2 separate regions of the Homo sapiens genome follow, and region 1 is linked to region 2. Evidence: chromatin contacts called from ENCODE Hi-C or POLR2A ChIA-PET data. All regions are on one chromosome and are shown on one strand. Each heading gives the region's core, a stretch centred on a gene start or an enhancer-like site at or near the end of the contact. The rest is flanking DNA. Distances are from core to core; before and after follow the strand shown.

Evidence for each region. A loop is a pair of places that touch in the nucleus more often than their neighbours do. ChIA-PET counts read pairs that join two places held with the same protein, here RNA polymerase II (POLR2A). Pooled maps may share reads with other maps.
Region 1: a loop to region 2 is called in a map of GM18951, with 2.6 times the contacts of the local background. The contact joins two enhancer-like sites. A Hi-C loop is called at or near these places in 10 of 168 maps with a recorded cell type or tissue (GM18951, K562, MCF 10A and 6 more), 16 of 37 single-sample maps with no recorded cell type and 16 of 50 pooled maps. POLR2A ChIA-PET finds 5 or more read pairs at or near these places in 13 of 52 experiments (AG04450, B cell, HEK293T and 9 more).

The regions. Positions count from the first base shown.
Region 1 is chr1:207,385,735-207,392,768 of GRCh38, reverse strand. No RefSeq gene overlaps it. Among named protein-coding and RNA genes, the nearest start is that of CR2, 65 kb to the left of the region's middle. Within about 2 kb of position 2,513, at least 3 of the 41 ENCODE cell types and tissues checked have a DNase peak (open chromatin) inside an H3K27ac peak, as active enhancers do.
Region 2 is chr1:207,341,787-207,348,286 of GRCh38, reverse strand. The region is part of intron 9 of CD55 (CD55 molecule (Cromer blood group)); the gene reads right to left. Among named protein-coding and RNA genes, the nearest start is that of CD55, 23 kb to the right of the region's middle. RefSeq lists an enhancer at 1,441-1,941. Within about 2 kb of position 2,031, at least 4 of the 41 ENCODE cell types and tissues checked have a DNase peak (open chromatin) inside an H3K27ac peak, as active enhancers do.

The DNA.
Region 1 (7,034 bases), core at 1,264-3,763, 44 kb before region 2:
TGATCAAGCTATAATTTGCAGAATATGCATGATTGTTAGTTTGTGTAGATAGCTTGGAAACCATTGCAAGGGCACATTTTACTTTCCTGCATCAAAGTATTCTATGACTGATTATACCATTGTCTTCATGACAAAGTAGAGGCTATCTAAAATGACTTATGTATTAATAGTTTCTGCTTACATGTCTGACCTACTCTGTAGCCTGGTTCATACATTTTATCTTGCTATGCTTGCTTCTTCTGACCCCCAGGGCTTTGCATGTGCTGCTCCTTTTCTTGAACCCATACTCATAGGGCTAACACTTGCCTCTTGAGGAAAGGAGCATATCATCTTCAGTACTGTTTCCTTAGTGCAGCCGTGAAGGTACACAGTAGGAAAGTTACTGTTTAATGATAGAATAATGCCACCTTTTGGTGTGAGGAGTTGGTCATTGTAGGGGTTGACATTTCAACTGTGAAAAATGTATAAGATTTGGGCATATTAGTATATGAGTGGGAAGACCCTTTGAGTGAACTAAACAGATAGCTAAAGCATGGAGAGTGGGTTGTGATTAAGGAGTTCTCCAGTTTGGCTGAAGAAACAAGGAGGAGTGCAAAATAGTACTTGATTGGAAGGCTAGAGCCAGATTTTAGTAATTATTAAATAAGGATACAGTTCTGAAATTTATTCTCTAGATAGTTCAAGAGATTTAAGTAGAGAAATCTTCAATTTATTAAAAGTTCCAAAAATAACATTGTTGAAGTTCTACCCCTAAATATTAATCCAGCATCAATGTGTACATTAAATAATGAAGTATACCCAAAACATTAAGAAAAGTTACCCTTTAGCCACATGCGTTCAGTTAGGCTTGGAAGTGGTGATATAATTTGGTTGTGTCCCCACCCAAATCTCATGTTGAATTGTAATTCCCAGTGTTGGAGGAGGGACCTGGTGGGAGATGTCTGGATCATTGGGGCAGATTTCCCTCATGCTGTTCTCATGATAGAGAGTGAGCTCTCATGAGATCTGGTGGTTTTAAAAGTGTGTGGCACTTCCCCCCTTGCTCCTGCTCTCTTTCTCATGCTCCATCATGTGAGAATGTGCTTGCTTCCCCTTCACCCTCCACCATGATTGTAAGCTTCCTGAAGCCTCCCAGTCATGCTTCCAGTTAAGCCTGCAAAACTAAGAGTCATTTAAACTTCTTTTCTTCATAAATTATGCAGTCTCAGGTAGTTCTTTATAGCAGTGTGAGAACAGACTAATACAAGTGGACATCTACTAAACTTTCTGCCAGTAATCTTCTTCCTTGGAAACTGACTTAGGCAATCTACAAGGTTACCAGACTGGATTCTGGCTGAAATTTTTTTTCATGATGACCTTATGACTCTAGCCATAGAAACTGACTTCAGGGTTGCTTGGCCCTTCACTGACCAGTACTAGAGTTAAATTCCTGGAATTTGGCTATGTCTAAGAGATTCTAGCTTCTGTCTGGATGTATCTCCTGAATAGAAATGCAACACCTGGAAACAATTGGTTATCATGTCTCCTGCTGTATACAGACAATGTAGCAGAACAGTCCAAAGAACGACAAAAAAAAAAAAAAAAAAAAAAACCAACAACAACAAGCAACAAAAATGTAAGCAGGCACCCAAAGAGAAAAAAGAAGAAAGATGCAGAGAAGACCCTGACTGCCTTCCAGGGCCTGGCTCCACTGCCCATCTGAAGGCAGCTATAGTACTGTCAGTGGGGTCTGTGAGACTCCTATATCCTTATAAAACACCCTTCACATACATATACATTGAATTTTCCTAAAGCTAAAATGGGCTGATTTATTTTACCTACCAGAAAGGAGTTTTAACAAATCCGCAACTACAACAATGAAGATCACTACTACTAAGTTTCTTTTATTATAATCATGTCAAGAAAAATAAAATCCAATAATTATAAACCATTGGTGTCAACATATAAAAATTTCTTATATTAATTGCTTCCAAGATTTTTTAAATACTAAAAATTTTAAGATGTAAAATACTACATTTGATTTATTATTTCATTAAGATTCTAAGCAAACTAATAAAGGTTAAAATTTTAGTGAATAACCTACTTTGATAAAAGTGACAATGTATTTATTAAAATTATAATTAGGTTTTACTGAATGATTTAAGATGTTATTTTTCTCCATATCACTGAGCCAGGAGCATTTAATGTTAAAAATAGACTTGGCAATATTTGGCAAAATGTAAAAATGTAAAGTTAATTAGATTTCAAACTCAATTACAGTGACATCATAAATACTGATTTATTGTAATTCAGCATCTTGTATCCAGAAATTAGAGTAGGTAGACCTCTGGTAAATCTATCAGAATATTTCAGACTTTAATAGAAGACATTAAAACATTCTACTCATTTAAACAGCTATTCATTATATACTCATTACATGTAAGCAGCTACTCATTCTGTGCATATACTCATGTCTAAAACAGTGGCTCTCACACTTGGCTATATGTGAGTCACCTGTGACACATCATGAGTTTTTATTTTTCACCACTGGAAAATCTAACTCAGGTGATCTGGATCTATGACTAGTGTCAAAGTCAAATAAAACTAGAGATGAATCTCTAAATTTAAAATGTTTTATTTGGGAAGCAAGACTTATAATTTGGGGCATACACACAGACTGGGTGGTCCATGGTATGTCTGTAAAACAAAGAGGTTAGAGGTTTTATAAAAAAACAAAAACAAAAACGAGAAATGTTGCATATTATTTTGTAGGAAAGTTTATTGGCACTAGTAAAGTTTGGGGGAGCTGGCAACTTCTGATTGGTGAGTGACAGCCTTGGGTAAAACTAGTCTTAGAGTCACAGCAGGTTGTTTCAGTAATTAGAAAAACCAATTTCAGGTTACAGAAGGCAGTTTCAGCAACCAGGCTTGCATAGAATTGCATTCTTTGATCAATGTTATGTGTTCTGAATGCTTTTTCCCCCTGGCCAATTGACTGTTTTAGTTGGATATGATAAAAATGACCCAATTCATGTGACCAACTTTTATACCAGGCATCTGTATGTCTGAAGAAGTGACACTGATACACAGCCCAACTTAGGGAATCACTCCCTACCTTATAGAATCCTTTGCCTTGATCCAATAATTTTGTATATATAAAAGCATTAGGTGTAAAAGGAAATGATTAGCAGTTGATTCTATTTAGATTTATTAAATATAAAGCAAAACGGGTACATGACCTCTGTCTTTTTTATCCCAGGACATCTAAAGGAAATATGTTTTAAAGCTAGAAAAGTATGATAAAATAAATGAGAGAGGGTTAGAGATAAAACCTCCACAGAAGTTGCAAATGAGTTTTGAATGTTCTTATTGTGTTGGGTTCTTTGAAACATAATTTATAATGGAAAAATAATCTCAGTGATATTTTTAATGAGAACTATTTCTTACCTTTTAAAAATGTTTGATTTTTATAGATACATAATAGTTGTACATATTTATAGTGTACATGTCATATTTTGATACAAGAACACAATGTATAATTATCAAAGCAGGGTAATTGGTATATCCATCACCTCAAACATTTATCATTTCTTTGTGTTGGGAATATTCCAAATCCACTTCTCTAGTTATTTTTAAATATACGATATTTTCACTATTGTGCTACTGAACTCAGTATCTTATTCCTTCTATCTAACAGTATTTTTGTAGCCATGAACCAATCTCTCTTTATCATCCCTCCCCAATACCCTTCCCAGCCTCCAGTGACTACTCTCTACCTCCATTAGATCACTTTTTTAACTTCCATATATGAGCAACAACATGCAATATTTTTCTTCCTGTCCCTGGTTTATTTAACACAATGACCTCCATTACCATCCATGTTGTTGCAAGTGACAGGATGTCATTCATTTTTATGGATGAATAATATTCTATTGTGTATGTGTGCCATATTTTCTTCATCCATTCATCTGTTGATGGGCACTTATGTTGATTCTTTATCTTGGCTATTGTGAATAGTGCTGCAATAAACATAGGAGTGCAGGTATCTGTTTGATATACTGATTTTCTTTCTTTTGAATATATACCCAGCAGTGGGATTGCTGGATCATATGGTAGTTCTGTTTTTTATTTTTTTCCATGCTGAAACTCCATACTGATTTCCATAGTGGCTGTACTAACTTACATTCTCACCAACAGTGTATCAGCATTCCTTTCTCTGCATCCTCGCCAGCATTCATTGTTTTTTGTCTTTTCAATGAAAGCCATTTTAACTGGGGTAACTCATTGTGGTTTTGATTGCATTTCCATGATAATTAGTGATGTTGAGCATTTTTTCAGATATCTGTTGACCATTCATATGTCTTCCCTTGAGAAGTGACTATTCAGATCTCTTGCCCATTTTTAAATCCAGTTATTTGGTTCTTGCTATTGAGTTATTAGAGATCCTTATATATTCTGGTTATTAATCTTTTGTCATTGGAATAGTTTACAAATATTTTCTCCCATTCCGTGGGTTGTCTCTTCATTTTGTTGACTGTTTCCTTTGCTGTGTAGTTTTTTAGCTGTATATGATCCCATTTGTCCACTTCTGCTTTCATTGCCTGTGCTTTTGAGCTCTTACTCAAGAAATCTTTGCCTCAATTAATTTCCTCAACGCTTTCTTCTAGTAGTTTTACGGCTTCAGGTCTTAGATTTAAGTCTTTAATCTATTTTGATTTGATTTTTGTATATGTGGAGAGATAGGGATCTAGTTTCATTCTTTTGCATATGGATATCCAGTTTTTCTAGCATCATTTGCTGAAAAGACTGTCTTTTCCACGACGTATGTTCTTTGCACCTTTTTTTGAAAATGAATTGACTGTAAATGCAAGGATTTATTTCTGGGTTCTCTATTCTGTTCCATTGGCCTACATGTCTGATTTTATGCCAATACTATGCTGTTTTGGTTACTATAGCTCTGAAATATAATTTGAAGCCAACTAATGGGATGCCTCCAGCTTTGTTCTTTTTGCTCAGGATAGCTTTGTCTATTCTGGGCCTTTTGTGATTTCATATAAATTGTAGGATTGTATTTCCTATTTCTGTGAAGTATATCATTGATATTTTGATAGGAATGGCACTGAATCTGTAGATTGCTTTGTGTAGTATGGATATTTTAACAATATTGATTCTTCTAATGCATGAACATGGAATATGTTTTCATATGTTTATGTCTTTTTCAATTTCTTGAATCAGAGTTTTATAGTTTTCATTGTAAAGACCTTTCACTTCTTTAAGTAGATTTCTATGGGTTTTTTTGTAGCTATGGTAAATAGAATTGCTTTCTCTCTTTTTTTAGCTTGTTTGCTGTTGGCATATAGAAATGCTACTGATTTTTTGTGAATTGATTTTCTATCCTGTAACTTTACTGCATTTGTTTATTAGTTCAAATAGTTTTTTAGTGAAGGTTTTAGGCTTTTTTAACTATAAGATAATATCCAAGTAAGAATAAGTCGATTTCTTTCTTTCTATTTAACTGCCATTTCTTTTTCTTGCCTAATTGCTCTAAGACTTACATTACAATGTTGAATAAAAGTGGTAAAAGTGGAAATCTTTGTCTTGTTCCACACCTTAGTGGAAAGGCTTTCAGTGTTTCCCCATTCAGTATAATACTAGTTACAGGTTTGTCACATACAGCCTTTTTTGTGTTGAGGTATTTGCCTTCTATACCCACTTTGTTGAGAGTTTTATTTTTTTATCATGAAAGAATGTTAAATTTTATTGAATACTTTTTTGGTGTCTATTGAAATCATTTTTTCCTTCATTCTGTTGATGTGATGTATTACATTTACTGATTTGCACATATTGAACCATCCTTGCTTTTCTGGAATGAATCCCACTTGATTATGATGAATAATCTATAATGTGTTGTTGAATTCAGTTTGCGAGTATTTTATTGACAGTTTTCCCATCTATGTTCATCAGAGATATTGGCATTTGGTTTTGTTTTTTCATTGTTGTGTATCTTTGTCTGTTTTTGATATCTGGGTAATGCTGGCCTTATAAAATGAATTTGGATGTATTTTCTTCTCTGTAATTTTTTGAAATAGTTTGAGTAGGATTGATATTAGTTCTTCTTGAAGTGTTTAGTGGAATTTAGCAGGAAAGCCATAAGGTTCTGGGATTTTCTTTGATGGAACACTTTTTATTACTGTGTCTATCTTATTACTTGTTATTGGCCTATTTAGGTGGTCTATCTCTTCATGATTCAATCTCAGTAGGTATATATGTCTAGGAACTTATCCATTTCTTTCAGGTTTTCCAATTCATTTGCATACAGTTGCTCATAATACCTTCTAATGATCTTTTGAATTTTTGTGGTATTGGTTGTAATGTCTCCTTTTTCATCTCTTCTTTTATTTATCTTACCTTTTAAAGTAGAATATTTCTAAATGCTAGGAAGAAATTAAAAAAAATTTCTCAATAGCTCTATGAGCACCTCTTTGAATCCTTATAAATACTTTTGACTTTGTCCTTGAGATTAATACTACCAGCAGAAGAAGAGGCTAAGTCTGATAAATTAATGTAAAGGAAGATATGATAATCTGAAAAATAAAAAAGAAATATTTATCAGGAAACCAACAACAGAATTCAGCATCTCACATAAAAATAAAGTAACAGTTAAACATCTACTCATAACTCATGAAACTAGCTTATAAAATAGTGAGTTAATTCTTACCACCATAAGAATTTCACTGATCCTTTAATAATTTCAGCTGTAAAACTAACAATACGCAGTCAACAACAAAATAGGATAAATATCACAAATATCTATATGAAGCAAAATATATAATTATAACAGTAAGAAGTGATATGTAATTGAATAGAAAATATTGAATAGAAAATAGTGTGTGTGGGGTGTGCGAGTTTGCTTTTGATACAGCATAAATTAAGAAACACAGAGAGAAGAGATGTGACAGGTAAGATGTGGGGAAGAGAGGCAGGTCATAAAGGGCCTCTAAGATAGAAACCTGTACAATACAACTAGCATCTTGTGAGAAGGCGCTTAGGAGGGA
Region 2 (6,500 bases), core at 782-3,281:
ATGAGATACCATCTCATAGCAGACAGAATGGCTATTATTAAAAAGTGAAAAAATAACAAATGTTGGTAAGGTTGTGGAAAACAGAGAACACTTATACATTGCTGGTGGGAATGTAATTAGTTCAGCCTCTGTGGAAAGCAGTTTGGAGATTTCTCAAAGAACTTAGAACCACCATGTGACCTAGCAATCTCATTATTGGGTATATACCCAAACCAACAAAAATCATTCTACCATAAAGACATATGCACACATATGTTCATCAGCACTTTTCACAATAACATGGAATCAACCTAGATGCACATCAGTGGTGAACTGGATAAAGAAAATGTGGTATATATACACCACGGGATATTACACAAACATAGAAAGGAATGAAATCATGTCCTTTGCAGTAATATGGATGCAGCTGGAAACCATTATCCTAAGTGAATTAATGCAGGAACAGAAAACCAAATACTGCATCTTCTCACCTATAAGTGGGAACTAAACAATGAGTACACATGGATGCAAAGAAGGGAACAATGGCCACCAGGGCTTATTTGAGAATGGAAGGTGGGAGGAGGGTGAGAATCAATAAACTACCTATTGGGTACTAAGCTCACTACCTGGGTGATGAAATATTATGTACACTCAACCCTAATGACACACAATTTACCCATGTAACAAACCTTCACCTGTACCTCCCAAACCTAAAATAAAAGGTGGAAGAAAAAAAATGTGTTTACCTGGCCAGGTGCGGTGGCTCACGCCTGTAATCCCAGCACTTTGGGAGGCCGAGGCAGGCAGATCTCGAGGCCAGGAGATCAAGACCATCCTGGATAACACGGTGAAACACCGTCTCTACTGAAAAATACAAAAAATTAGCCGGGTGTGGTGGCAGGCGCCTATAGTCCCAGCTACTTGGGAGGCTGAGGCAGGAGAATGGCGTGAACCCGGGAGGCAGAGCTTGCAGTGAGCCGAGATCACGCCACTGCACTCCAGCCTGGGTGACAGAGCGAGATTCCGTCTAAAAAAAAAAAAATGTGTTTACCCATTTTCCCTTTGGTATCCATGAATGCTACATGTTGATTGTTTTCCTAAGACAGTATCATGGGGAGTGGCTTCAAGATGTCTGACTAGATGCCTCTGGTCTTCTCCTCTTCCATGGAGAGAAACCTAAGCAGGAATTACATAATCACATTTTGAAGAGATCATCAAAGAGAGAACACTAGAATTTAACAAACAAGTGACAGGATGCACCAAAGCAAGGAAGGAGACAGAAGCAAGGCAGCCTGTTTGGCTGAGATTGCCTGGAAGCCTGGAGAGACTCCCTAATGCAGGAAAAGAGTAAGTGAGAGAACCCCAGCAGTCCACATTCCCTCTGAAGACTCCCACAATCCTAGCTACAGGAGTCCCTTGATTCTCGTAGGCTCTAGATCTAACATAGGAAGCTGCCTGGAGACAGTGTGATGGCATTACTCCAGAGAGTAAGTTCACACTGAGTACTATAAACCACTGAGTCCTAAGCAGCCACAGCACAAGACTATTTTGAGAGCCCAGCCCCTCCCAGACTGCATCTTGCTCTGTGGCCACTGTTGCCTAAGCCAAAGCAGGAGCCACTGGCAGCGACCTGACACCCCCAATAGAGGAGCAGCCAGGCATTTTCTGGTTCCCTGAGGACAAATTCCAGTGCATGCGGCTATGGCTGCTGCTGGCTGCTTTGGGCTGAGGCATGAGCAAACTGCATGTGCCCCAGCCACCTCTCTGTGGCTGCTCCCAACTGAAAACAACACTGCTGTCCCAAGTAGCTGGTCCACAGCACAGCCACACTGTCCTCACCTAAGCATTCCACCAGTAGCCTAGGAATACTCTACCTCTTCCTACCACAGCCAGCACTCACATGCACCACAGGGAGGCCTGAGGACAAGTCCATCTGGCCCAGCGTCACCCTCTCAGTACACAAGCCTGCCATCAGGTACCCGGATGCTCAGCCAGTCCACCACCAATAGCAGCTGAGCACTCTTCCTGGTGTCTGAAGTCAGGCCCACTCAACCTGCCACTAACATCACAGCTGGTAAGCCACCTGCAGACCTGGAAACTGATCCACCCAATCACCGCACCCACAGCCAACACTGGCACAGACTGCTTGTGTCCCACAGGGTTGTCCCACCACTACTACTGCCATCACCCATGCCCCCACTTGCTGCCAAGTAGCCTGAGAACCAGGTCACCCGCCATTTCTGGCACCCAAGTGAGCCACCTGGAGACCCAATAACTGGCCTGATTGGGCTTGCTAACACTGGTGCCAGCAACATCACCCTGGGCCCAAGGACAGGCAAACTCAGCCCACCACTGCCAACACTTGGGTCCGAACATTGGCCCACATGGCATCCTATTCCCTAGCAAATCTCCACTAGTAACCGCATCCTAAAGCACTGAGGAAATGACAGATACCACTGATGATATTTACAGCTGAAAGTCATACAGAAACTACACTACTGCATGCACCCAGAATTAAAGCCAAAGTGCCCCACCTAACTGACACCATAAATACATCTTCAGGAAAAGTCCTCCCCTACAAAAGCAAATTTGAAAAATTAGAAACAGCAAATATCACATCAGATGCACAGATATCAACTTCAGGATGCAGGAAACGTGAAAAAACAAGAAAATATGATACCACCAAAGGAACACAATAATTCTCCAGCAACAGATCCCAATCAAAAGTAAACTTACAAAATTCTGGGAAAAGAATTCAAAGTTGTGATATTAAAAAAGCTCAGGGAGGTGAGATACAAACTTTAAAATTTGTTTTAAAAAAATACAAAGAAATCAGAAAAACAATTCAGGATATTAATGAGATGTTTATCAAAAAAAGATACATATAAAAGAACCAAACAACTTCTGGAAATAATTTATTGATGAAATACATAATATACTTGATGAAATATTAAATACATAATATACTTGAAAGCATCAATAATAGGCTAGATCAAGCAGAAGAAAGAATCTCAGAACTTGAAGACAGGTCTTTTGAGATAACACAGTCAGATAAGAATAAGGAAAAAAGAATAAAAAAATGGGCAAAGTTTACATGACATATGGGACACCCTAAAGTGGCCAACTATTCAAATTTTAGGAGTCTCAGAAGGTGAAGAGAAAGTGAAAGGATTAGAAAATCTATTACTAAAACAACAGAGGAAAATTTCTCAAGTCTAACAAGAAATGTAGACATCCTGACACAGGAGGCTCAGAGATCACCAAGTAGATACAATTTAAAAAGGTCTTCTCTGGCCCGGTGCGGTGGCTCATGCCTGTAATCCCAGCACTTTGGGAGGCCGAGGCAGGTGGATCACCTGAGGTCAGGAGTTCGAGACCAGACTGGCCAACATGGTGAAACCCTGTCTCTATTAAAAATACAAAAATTAGATGGGTGTGGTAACACACACCTGTAATCCCAGCTACTACTCAGGAGGCTGAGGTGGGAGAATCGCTTGAACTTGGGAGGCAGAGGCTGCAGTGAGCTGAGATTGCGCCACTGTACTCCAGGCTGAGTGACAGAATGAGACTCTGTCTCAAAACCAAAAAAAAAAAAAGGTTTTCTCCATGACAAACTATACTCAAACTGTCAAAAGTCAAAGACAGAGAGAGTTCTAAAAACAGCAAGGGAAAAGCATCTAGTCACTTATAAAGGAAACCCATCAGACTAACAATGGATTTCTCAGCAGAAACCTTACAGGCCAGGAGAGAACGGGATGATATACTCAAAGCGCTGAAAGAAAAAGACTACCAACCAAGGATTAGGAAAGTTATCCTTCATAAATGAAGGAGAAACAATGTCTTTCCCAGACAAAAGAAAGCTGATGGAATTAATCACCATGATGGAATTCATCACCATGAGATGGCTTACAAGAAATGCTTAAGGGAGTGCTATACCCAGAAGAGAAAGAATGATATCTACAATCATGAAAACACACAGAAATTTTAAAAACCACTGGTAGAGCAAACACACAAAGAAGAGAAAAGACTAAAATGTTATGAAAGAAAAACTCTACATCACAATAATAAGAGAGAACAAAAGGAACAAAACAACCAGAAATCAATTAATAAGATGACAGGAATAATTCCTCACATATCAATAACCCTGAATGTAAACAGATTAAACTTTCCTCTTAAAAGATGTATACTGGCTGAATGGATGCAAAAACACAACCCAACTATACGTTTCTTTCAAGAAATTCATCTCATCTGTGAAAACACATTGTGACTGAAAGTAAAGAGATGGAAAAAGATACTCCATGCTAACACAAACCAAAAACAAACAGGAGTAGCTGTACTTATATCAGATGAAACAGACTTTAGGTAAAAAACAGTAAAAAGAGACAAAGGAGGTCATTATATAATTGACAAAGAGATCAATTCAGCAAGAGGATATAACAATTCTAAGTATGTATGCACCCAATCCTGGAGTACCCAAACATATAAAGCAAATATTGTCCAATCTAAAGGGATAGACTCCAATACAATAATTGTTAAGAACTTCAACATCCCACTGTCAGCATTAGCTCATCTGGACAAAAAATTCACAAAGAAACATTGGATTTAAATTGCACATTAGACCAAATGGACCTAACAGACACTAACAGAAGAGTTCACCCAATAGCTACAGAATTTTCTCAATGGCACATGAAACAATCTCCAGAATAGAACATATGTTAGGATACCAAACAAGTCTCAATAAATTTGAAAAAGTCAAAATTGTATCAAGTATCTTCTCAAACCATAATGGAATTAAACTAGAAATTAATAACAACAGGAACTTTGGAAACCGTACAAATAAATGAAAATTAAACAACATGCTTCTGAATGACCATTAGGTCAAGGGAGAAATTCAGGATTAGACAAAAAATTTCTTGAAAAAATAGAAATGGCAACAGTGTAGCAAAACTTATCAGACATAGCAAAAGCAGTGCTAACAGGGAAGTTTACAGCAATAAATGATTACATCAAAAAAGTAGAAAGATTTCAAATAAACAATCTAACAATGCATCTTAAGGAACTAGAGAAGGAAGAACAAACCAACCCCAAAATTAGCAGAAGGAAAGAAGTAAGAAAAATCAGAGCAGAGCTAAACAAAATAGAGACTAAAAAACAATAAAGTGAAAACTTGTTTTTTTGAAAAGATAAACCAAACTGATAAAGTACTTGCTAGACTAACCAAGAAAAAAAGAGAGAAGCCCCAAATAAAATCAGAAATGAAAAAAGAGACATTACAACTGATACCACAGAAATACAAAATATCAGAGACTATTATAAACACCTATACATTGACAAACTGGAAAACCTAGAGGAAATGAATAAATTCTTGGAGACATGCTCCCTATCAAGACTGAGTCAGGAAGAAACAGAAAATCTGAACAGACCAATAATGAGTAGTAAGACTGAATTGTAATAAAAAGTCTCCTGACAAAGAAAAGCCCAGGACTGGATGGATTCAAAGCCAAATGCTACCAAACATACAAAAGAGAACTAATACCAATTCTCCTGAAACAATTCCAAAAAATTGAAGAGGAGGAAACTTTCCCTAACTCATTCTATAAGGCCAGCATTACCCTGATACCAAAACCAGACAAGAACACAACAAGAACAACAAAATCACAGGCCAATACTCTTGATGAATATAGACACAAAAATTCTCAGCAAAGTATTAGCAAACCAAATCCAACACCACATCAAAAAATTAGTATGCCAAGACCAAGTGGGATTTCGACCAGGGATGCAAGGATGATTCAACACATAGAAATCAATAAAACTCTCAACAAACTAGGCATAGAAGAAGCATATTAACATCATAAAGGTCATACATGACAAACCCACAGCTAATATTCTGTTGAATGAGGAAAAGCTGAAAGCCTTTCTTCTAAGAACTGGATCAAGAGAAGGATGTCTACTTTCACCACTTCTATTCAACATAATGCTGTAAGCCCTAGTTTCCATTTCATTGAAGAACCAAGTTTCATTTGGCTCATAGAGAACCAAGTTTTCATTTATTAACTTGCAGCCAGGCAAAAGAAAGAAATAAAAGGCATCCAAACTGGAATAGAGGAAGTCAAATTGTCCCTCTTTTTTAATGATACGATTTTATATGTAAAAAAAAATCCTTAAAGACTTCACCAAAAACTCTTAGATCTGATAAATTCAGTACAGTTGCAGGAAACAAGATCAACATACAAAAATCAATAACATTTCTATACAATAATGAACAAACTGAGAAAGAAATCAAGAAGGCAATTCCATTGACAATAACTAAAAAAATAAATAAAATACCTAGGAACAGATTTAACTAAGGAGGTGAAAGACCCCTACAAGGAAAACTACAAAACATAGATAAAAGAAATCGAAGAGGGCACAAAGGGAAAGACATCCCATGCTCACGGACTGGAAGAGCTATTATTGTTAAAATGACTACACTGCCAAAGCAATCTAAAGATTCAGTACAACCCCTATCAAGATATCAATGC